Regions from separate parts of the Mus musculus genome. Here region 1 is linked to region 2. A link is a loop called in an ENCODE intact Hi-C map of the cell type or tissue named here. Cell type or tissue: heart. All regions are shown on one strand. Each heading gives the region's core, and the rest is flanking DNA. Links, peaks and the distances in the headings are about the cores only.

Region 1 (4,386 bases), core at 309-4,308, 45 kb after region 2:
CTCAGGTGTGGAAGAACCTGCTCCTTCCTAAAGAAATAAAGTGATTTGGGCTGAAGCCGTCTCTCTTATGACCTACAAAACCTAAGACTATTTCAAAGACTGAGTTTGATGAATTTCTCTCAGAGTCTTACTTTGATGCCTCGGGAAAACTCAGTGTCGGGTCAGTGTTTTGTGGTACGGACCCTTTGATAAGTCCATGGACATGAAGAATCCTTTCTTGACAACAGCAGGATCTGTCTTGTTAATTTACTGAATAAAGTGTATTATCGTAGTGAAGTAGAGTCGTGTTCTCCAGTTAGGTAATACAGGACGAGCAGCGCAGACAGACATCGACTGACTTCCCAGGGTTTCTGGTTGTCCCCCAAATGTATTGCAACCAAGGCAATGAACAACAATAACAAAGCCCAAACCACGAGAGCAAATTTAATCTGCTTGCATTTTTTATATTGCTCTTTACTATGAGTATGTATGTGTCACCAGGCTCAAGTGGCAGTGTCTGCCTACCTAGCATACATGAAGGTCTGAGTTGGATATTCAGAGCTGCATAGGCCATGTACGCTGGGTACGCCGGCTCACGGTGGTAATCCTAGCACTCTGAAGGAAGAAGCAGGAGGGTCAAGATTCTAAGGTTGTGGCCTGTAGTAGTTAAGAACTTGCATTGTTCTCTGCGATGACCCAAGTTAAATCCCCAGCACCTTTGGAGAGGAAGGGGGTCTCACAACTGCCTGTATCTCTAATTCCAGGAGCTCCAGTGGCTCTAGTAACCATGGGCTTAACCACATAAAAATAAAAATGCTTAAAACTTCAAGGTGGGTCCGGGCGGTGGTGGCGCTCGCCTTTAATCCCAGCACTTGGGAAGCAGAGACAGGCAGATTTCTGATTACGAGGCCAGCCTGGTCTACAAAGTGAGTTCCAGGACAGCCAGGACTACACAGAGAAACCCTGTCTCAAAAAACCAAAAAAACTTCAAGGTGAGCATTGGCTACTTATAGATTCCAGGCTAGCTTGACATGGTTTTAATAAGTGAAGGAATGAGTACTTTGTTATCCACTGTAAAAATGGGTCAGGTAGCCTTCTGTCATAGCCTTCTGTCACTTAAGCTCTAAGGGATCTGTCACCCCGTTCTTGTCTCTATGGACACCTGCCTACAGAAACACAGACCAAAAAAAAAAAAAAAAAAATTGTTTTGAGACAGGGTCTCTTTGCTCGACTGTCCTGATACTCGCTTCATAGACCTCAAACTCGGAGATCTTCCTGCTCTGCCTCCCAAATGCTGGGTTTACCACCATGCCCAGCAAGTAGTAAATAAAAACAAACTTTAAATTTTCCTTTGCTACATCGATTTAATGATGTTTCACTACATCAGAATGTAAGAAACAGGAATCTCTGGGTTCTTTTCTTTATTTTGGCTTAAGACTGGCCTTACCCGGCAGAGGCAGAGGCGCAGAGAGGCACAGAGGCAGAGAGAGAGGCAGAGGCAGAGGCAGGCGGACTTCTGAGTTTGAAGTCAGCCTGATCTACAAAGTGAGTTCCAGGACAGCCAGGACTACACAGAGAAACCCTGTCTCGAAAAACCAAAAAAAAAAAAAAAAAACCCCACAGACTGTGCCTTCCTGCTTCATAGCTCTGGCTGTATTTACCATCACAGCCACATAAGCTAGAGAGCAAGGTACATCGAGGCCACAGAAAGTTAAGTCTTTTGGAACGTGGTAGTCCTGAAGCAAACCTCTACGTAGGAGGCAGGGGTGGGACGGGGCATGGGAGTTCCTACTGCTCAGCGCCTGAGCTCTGCCTCCTCTCAAAGGAGCCGTCCAAATTCCAGGACACACGTGACACGACGGAGGGCTCACCCTGAAAAAGACTGCCCTCGTCGCCTTCCCCCCCCGTCCCCCGAGAAGTAGCTGGAAAGAGCCTCATTAGGAAAACTTGCCCGCCCGTACTGCAATGTTGCAACCCTTTGGAGGATTAATTGGATGGCCCTGAAAAGGGCCTTTAGTTGAGAAAGAAGCTCTAGGTGAGCATAATTAGCCGCCGAATCCGTAGAGGGTGCGGCCCTGGCGCTTGAGCGCGTAGACCACGTCCATGGCGGTGACAGTCTTGCGCTTGGCGTGCTCCGTGTAGGTGACGGCGTCGCGGATCACGTTCTCCAGGAACACCTTCAGCACACCGCGGGTCTCCTCGTAGATGAGGCCGGAGATGCGCTTCACTCCTCCGCGCCGGGCCAGGCGGCGGATGGCGGGCTTCGTGATGCCCTGGATGTTATCGCGCAGCACTTTGCGGTGGCGCTTGGCGCCGCCTTTGCCCAGGCCTTTTCCTCCTTTGCCACGACCAGACATGATGAAGACAAAACTGTACTGCTCTAAGACGAAGCAGACGGCCTTCTGGAGAAGGCCGGCCCCTCTTATAGGGAACTTGCGGACCGGAGTGAAAACAGGAGCTCAGTGTAAGTGGGTGTGGCCGGGGGAAGGGCTTAGAGCAAATTTAACACAATAGGTTTTTATATGGAAAGGAAGCTAATTTCATCAACTCCCTGCACTACAGGTTTTCGTTAGCAGTTTTTTTCTTTTTTTTTTTTTAAACTTACGTGCATCAAACAACGCAAGATGCAGGTGCGCACTCATACGTGCACGCCTTTACCTTGTTCATTAAATGTGATCACTACGTCCTTATGGAACAAAAGTTATAGTATACAAAGGAAAAACATGTCGCTTTTACAGTAACACTATGTAGGAGTAAGTACACCAACTCTAAAGACGAGGTTCTAGGTCTGAATAATGTATGCCCCCTCGCTCCCAACCACATGGCAAATGGCGGTGATGGCACATGCCTTTAAACTCTACACTAGGGAGGCAGGGGCAGGGGCAGGGGCAGGCTAATAGGAGTTGAAGGCTGGACTGGCCTGGAGTTCTAGGACATCTAGGGAGACTCAATCCCCATCTGGAAACACGAAAGGAAAACAAGACACGGAGCTACTTTTCATGCTTACAAAGATCCCTAAGCATGAAAAGTGGCCAGTTTTCAGTACTTAACACCGTAGTTCAAAGGGAAATTAGTTCATTTATATTGGGTTCATGTATGCCAGTCTCTCTTGGGCAGAAACCACAACGTTTGTCTTCAATTCTGGTTCTAAAACCCTCACCTCTAAACCGCATACAAAATGACATCGATTTACGTAAGTATTCAGTTCTTTAAAAGACACTGTGGATGGCTCTGAAAAGAGCCTTTTTTTTTTTTCTTTTCGGGTGAGTGAACGGCTGGTCTTATTTTCCCTTGGCCTTGTGGTGGCTCTCGGTCTTCTTGGGCAGCAGCACGGCCTGGATGTTGGGCAGGACGCCGCCCTGCGCGATGGTCACGCGGCCCAGCAGCTTGTTGAGCTCCTCGTCGTTGCGGATGGCCAGCTGCAGGTGGCGCGGGATGATGCGCGTCTTCTTGTTGTCGCGGGCCGCGTTGCCCGCCAGCTCCAGGATCTCGGCCGTCAGGTACTCCAGCACGGCCGCCAGGTAGACCGGGGCGCCGGCGCCCACGCGCTCCGAGTAGTTGCCCTTGCGGAGCAGCCGGTGCACGCGGCCCACGGGGAACTGCAGGCCGGCCCGGGAGGAGCGGGTCTTGGCCTTGGCGCGAGCCTTGCCACCCTGCTTGCCGCGTCCAGACATGGTAGAAAGTAGACAGCTTCTGAAAACCGTACGCTTGCAAAGAGCAAGAGCTTGGCCCTTATAGTTTTCTCTGGGCGCAAAAAAGGGCCTATGCGATTGGCTGACTTCTTCTTTTCTTCTAGACGAATGGGAAGCATTCGCGGGCGCACGTCAATTGGACAAGACTTCGGATGTCGCCATGTATATCATGAACCAATCATAGGCGCCCGATCCCATGCCTCATTTGAATAAGACCTCATCAAATAGACAGGACCAAGTCGCTTCCGTGCTAGAGTTCCAGAGTTCCAGTCTCATCATGCCTGAGCCTGCGAAGTCCGCTCCCGCCCCGAAGAAGGGCTCCAAGAAGGCCGTCACCAAGGCCCAGAAGAAGGACGGCAAGAAGCGCAAGCGCAGCCGCAAGGAGAGCTACTCGGTGTACGTGTACAAGGTGCTGAAGCAAGTGCACCCCGACACCGGCATCTCCTCCAAGGCCATGGGCATCATGAACTCGTTCGTGAACGACATCTTCGAGCGCATCGCGAGCGAGGCGTCCCGCCTGGCGCATTACAACAAGCGCTCGACCATCACGTCCCGGGAGATCCAGACGGCCGTGCGCCTGCTGCTGCCCGGGGAGCTGGCCAAGCACGCGGTGTCGGAGGGCACCAAGGCCGTCACCAAGTACACCAGCTCCAAGTGAGTTCCTTTAACTCACACTCCTAACCCAAAGGCTCTTTTCAGAGCCACCTACACTTTC
Region 2 (4,386 bases), core at 204-4,203:
TCTCTCCATTACATTTACAAAAAAGAGGCACAATGCAGAGGCCAAAGATGACTTTATTGCTAGAAAACCCATTTTAAAGGCAACGGTGTTGCTTGGTTCTTGAGATTCTAGCTGTTTGGAAAGAATTACCAAACACCTTATACTATCTTCTAGAGCAAATGAGTTTTCTCCCATTCTTCTCTTGCAATGTCAGTGATATTTACCTTTAAAATGTGTCAACATTTTTGTTACTCTTGGAAGTAATGCCACCTTTAATTTTAATAGTTTTTGTAAGTATATTGTGAAGTGTCCAAGCTGTCTGTTAATGACTCCATTCTCCGGGGCTTGTAGGTTGTGAGTGGTCTTGGCATCCTGCAGAAAAGCCTCAAGAATCTGCTTTCCTTGCAACAATTACTTTAAAACCAAAAAGCATTCTACTTATGGGAAAAGCACAGGCTCTGTGCACATTATTTGAAATTTTATAACACAAAACACTTGAGTCCTATTCTCTTTTTAATGAAAAGAGATAAAAACAGGAAGAAAAAAGAAGAAAAGAAAAGAAAGAAAAGAAAAGAAACTTCATCTAACTTTAAGCTTGGTACCTGGGACCTGCAAATTGACTTGACAAATGGCATCTTAGCAGGGAGAATGATTTATAAAATATATACAGAGAAAGCTTTGCAGCAAGCAAGCTCAAGAAAACGTAAAAATGAAGTTTACTGGCTCTTTTAAGGATCTGGAGAATAAATACATGGGAAGGTAAATACACAAACTAGTAACAGGAGAGGCTAACCAGCAAAAATCCTCAATGATGGGCATTATTTTTGGTAGGTCAGAGCACAATAATGGAAATTTTTCTTCATGGCATTGTAAAGGGAGACTTCTGTCAAGTGTTTCACCATCCCTGTGTTCAGTGTCATCTTCAATTAATCCTTATACCCAAGTGATATACTTGGGGTTAAACATTAAGTCCCCTATATAAAGTAGTTTGAAACTTGGCCGGTTTGGTTGCCTTGAGCATGTTTAATCCTGCTAATATTCTTCTTGGTGAGACTGAGTTAAATACTGAAAGAGATTGGGCCTGTGAAAGAAATCCCTGGCATTCTACTCTCCTGGATTCTCCTTTGCTTCCAAACATAGGTACTAAAGCCAGAATTCTTCAGTAAAGGGAAAAGTAGAAACTAGGGCTCCACTCTAAAAAAGCAGTAATGTGGGGACATTCATTCTTTATCCTTTCAAGAGCCTCATTCGGTACTGATGAGGAAAGACAGTTGCTGCACACGGGTCAAGAACCTGGACAGACCAGGCTTGCTGGAGTTTGCCTTTGTGCTAGACCAAATAGGTCAAATCCTGGATACCTTCCAAACGGCTTACATTCACTTTGCCATTAAGAGGTGGACTCTTTTCATGTTGCCAGTTTGCACATGTTTATCTTATAAGACTGCTCCTGTAAACTAGTTATGTATTCCAATATGGTTGAAAATCAATACAGGATGCTGTCATATGGTGACCTTAAGTACAAATTGCTGTTACTAGCTAACATTGAACTTTAGCTTTTGTAAATCAAAGACTGGCAGATAATAGCCTTTAAATATAATGGTTTTAAATTTGTAACCTATTTGCAACTCTGTAGCCACTTAGGGGAAAAGGTGGTGTTTTTATCTCTTTTCATTAAAAAAAGAATTGGACATGTTACCAAAATCACCTTGATAACTGAGGATCGGAGAAACAGATTCCTTCTATAGAAAGTAACAAAAAGTAGCAACCAATAAAGCTTAAGCTCCTTAAAAAGACAAATGTGTTAGCTCTGAAAAGAGCCTTTGTTTTTTAAATGATCAGGAAACAATTGTCTTATTTTCCCTTGGCCTTGTGGTGGCTCTCGGTCTTCTTCGGCAGCAGTACGGCCTGGATGTTGGGCAGGACGCCGCCCTGCGCGATGGTCACGCGGCCCAGCAGCTTGTTGAGCTCCTCGTCGTTGCGGATGGCCAGCTGCAGGTGGCGCGGGATGATGCGCGTCTTCTTGTTGTCGCGGGCCGCGTTGCCCGCCAGCTCCAGGATCTCGGCCGTCAGGTACTCCAGCACGGCCGCCAGGTACACCGGGGCGCCGGCGCCCACGCGCTCCGAGTAGTTGCCCTTGCGGAGCAGCCGGTGCACGCGGCCCACGGGGAACTGCAGGCCGGCCCGGGAGGAGCGGGTCTTGGCCTTGGCGCGAGCCTTGCCGCCCTGTTTGCCGCGTCCAGACATTCTAAACAAAAAGAAAGAACTGACAACTGCAAAGGCCAAAAGTGGAGGAGCTTGGCCTTTATAGGATTCTCCAAGCGCGAAAAAGAGCCTACGCGATTGGCTGGCTTCTTCTTTTCGTCTAGACCAATGGGAGGCGTTTATGCCGAAGCGTAGTTCCATTGGGCGCTACGCCATGAAAATTTGAAAATTTTAACCAATCAGAAATGTGTATCTCTAAGCCTCATTTGAATAACGCCTTATTAAAAAGCGAAGGGCTCACGGCGCAAGTTGTAGCGTGGTAGAGTTCCTGACCTAACATGCCTGAGCCTGTTAAGTCCGTTCCCGCCCCGAAGAAGGGCTCCAAGAAGGCCGTCACCAAGGCCCAAAAGAAGGATGGCAAGAAGCGCAAGCGCAGCCGCAAGGAGAGCTACTCGGTGTACGTGTACAAGGTGCTGAAGCAAGTGCACCCCGACACCGGCATCTCCTCCAAGGCCATGGGCATCATGAACTCGTTCGTGAACGACATCTTCGAGCGCATCGCGAGCGAGGCGTCCCGCCTGGCGCATTACAACAAGCGCTCGACCATCACGTCCCGGGAGATCCAGACGGCCGTGCGCCTGCTGCTGCCCGGGGAGCTGGCCAAGCACGCGGTGTCGGAGGGCACCAAGGCTGTCACCAAGTACACCAGCTCCAAGTGAGTTCGTCTGACTCACTCCAAACACAAAGGCTCTTTTCAGAGCCACCCACATTCTCAAAACAGAGATGGATTGCTTGTTAAGTGATTCTACCTTACTCGGACATATTAGTTACTATTTTTTAGGGTTAAGTAAGGGTTTTTGTCTTGAGGTTTTGTTTTGCATTTTTATTTTAATCCTAATATTGTTTTTCTGCCCCCAGCTCTCCTAGAATTCTCTGAAGTCAGGTTAACCTCTGAGATCGAGGGCTGATCTCTCTGTCCTGAGTACTTAGGTTAAGTTCCTGCACCCACACTGTCATTAACAATTGTTTCTAATTAGTATCCCAGAATCTATGAGGATTTCTTAGTTTAAATTTAGCCTGTCTTGTTAAGTGCTACCACCTAATGTCTCAAATCTGCTTTTGAACTCCTGCTGAGACGTCACAATAGATTCTGTTCAATAAGATACCTCATTGGAGCCCCGAGGTCTACATGATTCTCGCTGAAAACTTGAGATGTAGTCAGGCGCAGCTTAATTTGATTGGGTCCTGTTTTCTTGGTCGTTTGGTTTGAAGTTTTGTTTTCAGAATGAATTTCACTGGTTAGCAGTATATTCTCAAACTAATTCTAGCCAGGCTAACCTCCAGATTGGACATTCGGCCTCAGTTTCATAAATCGCTGGAATTACAGGCCTATACAACCAGACTTGTTCTTGCAAGGCCCCAGCTAAGCACCAAGGAAACAAAACTTTCCTCCGTTTTCCTAAGTGTATTCAACTTTTGTAAATTTCTTCTGTTCCACCTTCATTGTCTGCTGGTGTGGTGATGATTGGAATTAGATTGTGGGAGGAAAAAAACCTCAAAAGGATATTGATTGTTTGGGATTGTCCTGGAATTTTTCAGAGGATAAAATACTAAGTAAAGATTAAATCAAACCACTTTAAAGACGAAAAAGCCCTTTTTCTGTAAGTCCTCTAGGACAGTAAATGCAAATGGTGATGACTTAGGTGCGAATATGAACAGCTCAAAGTAGTTAAATATCAATGAGATTTTAGTGTGCCACTGCTAAAAGAAACATTAGCTGTGTATGACTTGTAAGGTCTTAATAAAGCCTAACCATTTTCCTTAATCATCTCCATTAATCTCTATAGAATCCTGTGGAACAAATTCTATTATCTTCCTTCCTTTTAAAGTTGAGGAAATTAAAATGATTGTACGGAAGCTGCAACATAAATAGAGGCTTGTCTGAGTGGAGACCGAAGTGTGAACTACCCTCCACAATATGATCCTGAAAAAGAAGTATTTAATACATTATAAAAATAAAGGTTTCAATCTATCCCATTATGTAATACAGTCTCTTCCATCCCTCCCCTTCCCCCGCCCCCGCCATATGAGTTTGGGGTTTGGGTTTTCCACGGAAGATTGGTACCTTTGGATCTTTGATTTTGTGTGTGCTCTGTAACAAGGCTTCACTAGAAAACCTCCTTCCTCAGCCTCACACTGCGCTTA

The links. Peaks named below come from ENCODE experiments on the same cell type or tissue, not always from the same donor. Only the 100,000 strongest peaks of a DNase experiment are listed, where the experiment ranks them.
Region 1: it touches region 2 in a loop (7-fold over the local background); 6 of 42 quality-filtered maps call a loop at or near these places.

The regions. Positions count from the first base shown.
Region 1 is chr13:21,829,823-21,834,208 of GRCm38, forward strand. H4c18 (H4 clustered histone 18) reads right to left here and starts at 2,375. Exons shown (of 1, transcript NM_175657.3): 1 at 1,970-2,375. The coding sequence starts at 2,336. The coding sequence ends at 2,025. It overlaps H2ac24 (H2A clustered histone 24), which reads right to left and starts at 3,653. Exons shown (of 1, transcript NM_178185.2): 1 at 3,202-3,653. The coding sequence starts at 3,653. The coding sequence ends at 3,261. H4bc24 (H2B clustered histone 24) reads left to right here and starts at 3,921. Exons shown (of 2, transcript NM_001110555.1): 1 at 3,921-4,325. The coding sequence starts at 3,949. In heart, for the core only: no CTCF peak of the experiment used is centred there; a DNase peak (open chromatin) is centred at 2,349; H3K4me3 peaks cover 444 bases.
Region 2 is chr13:21,784,996-21,789,381 of GRCm38, forward strand. H2ac22 (H2A clustered histone 22) reads right to left here and starts at 2,253. Exons shown (of 1, transcript NM_178184.3): 1 at 1,779-2,253. The coding sequence starts at 2,223. The coding sequence ends at 1,831. It overlaps H2bc22 (H2B clustered histone 22), which reads left to right and starts at 2,493. Exons shown (of 2, transcript NM_178202.2): 1 at 2,493-2,896; 2 at 4,029-4,218. The coding sequence starts at 2,520. The coding sequence ends at 4,068. In heart, for the core only: a CTCF peak has its summit at 2,017; a DNase peak (open chromatin) is centred at 2,396; H3K4me3 peaks cover 2,616 bases; H3K27ac peaks cover 3,193 bases.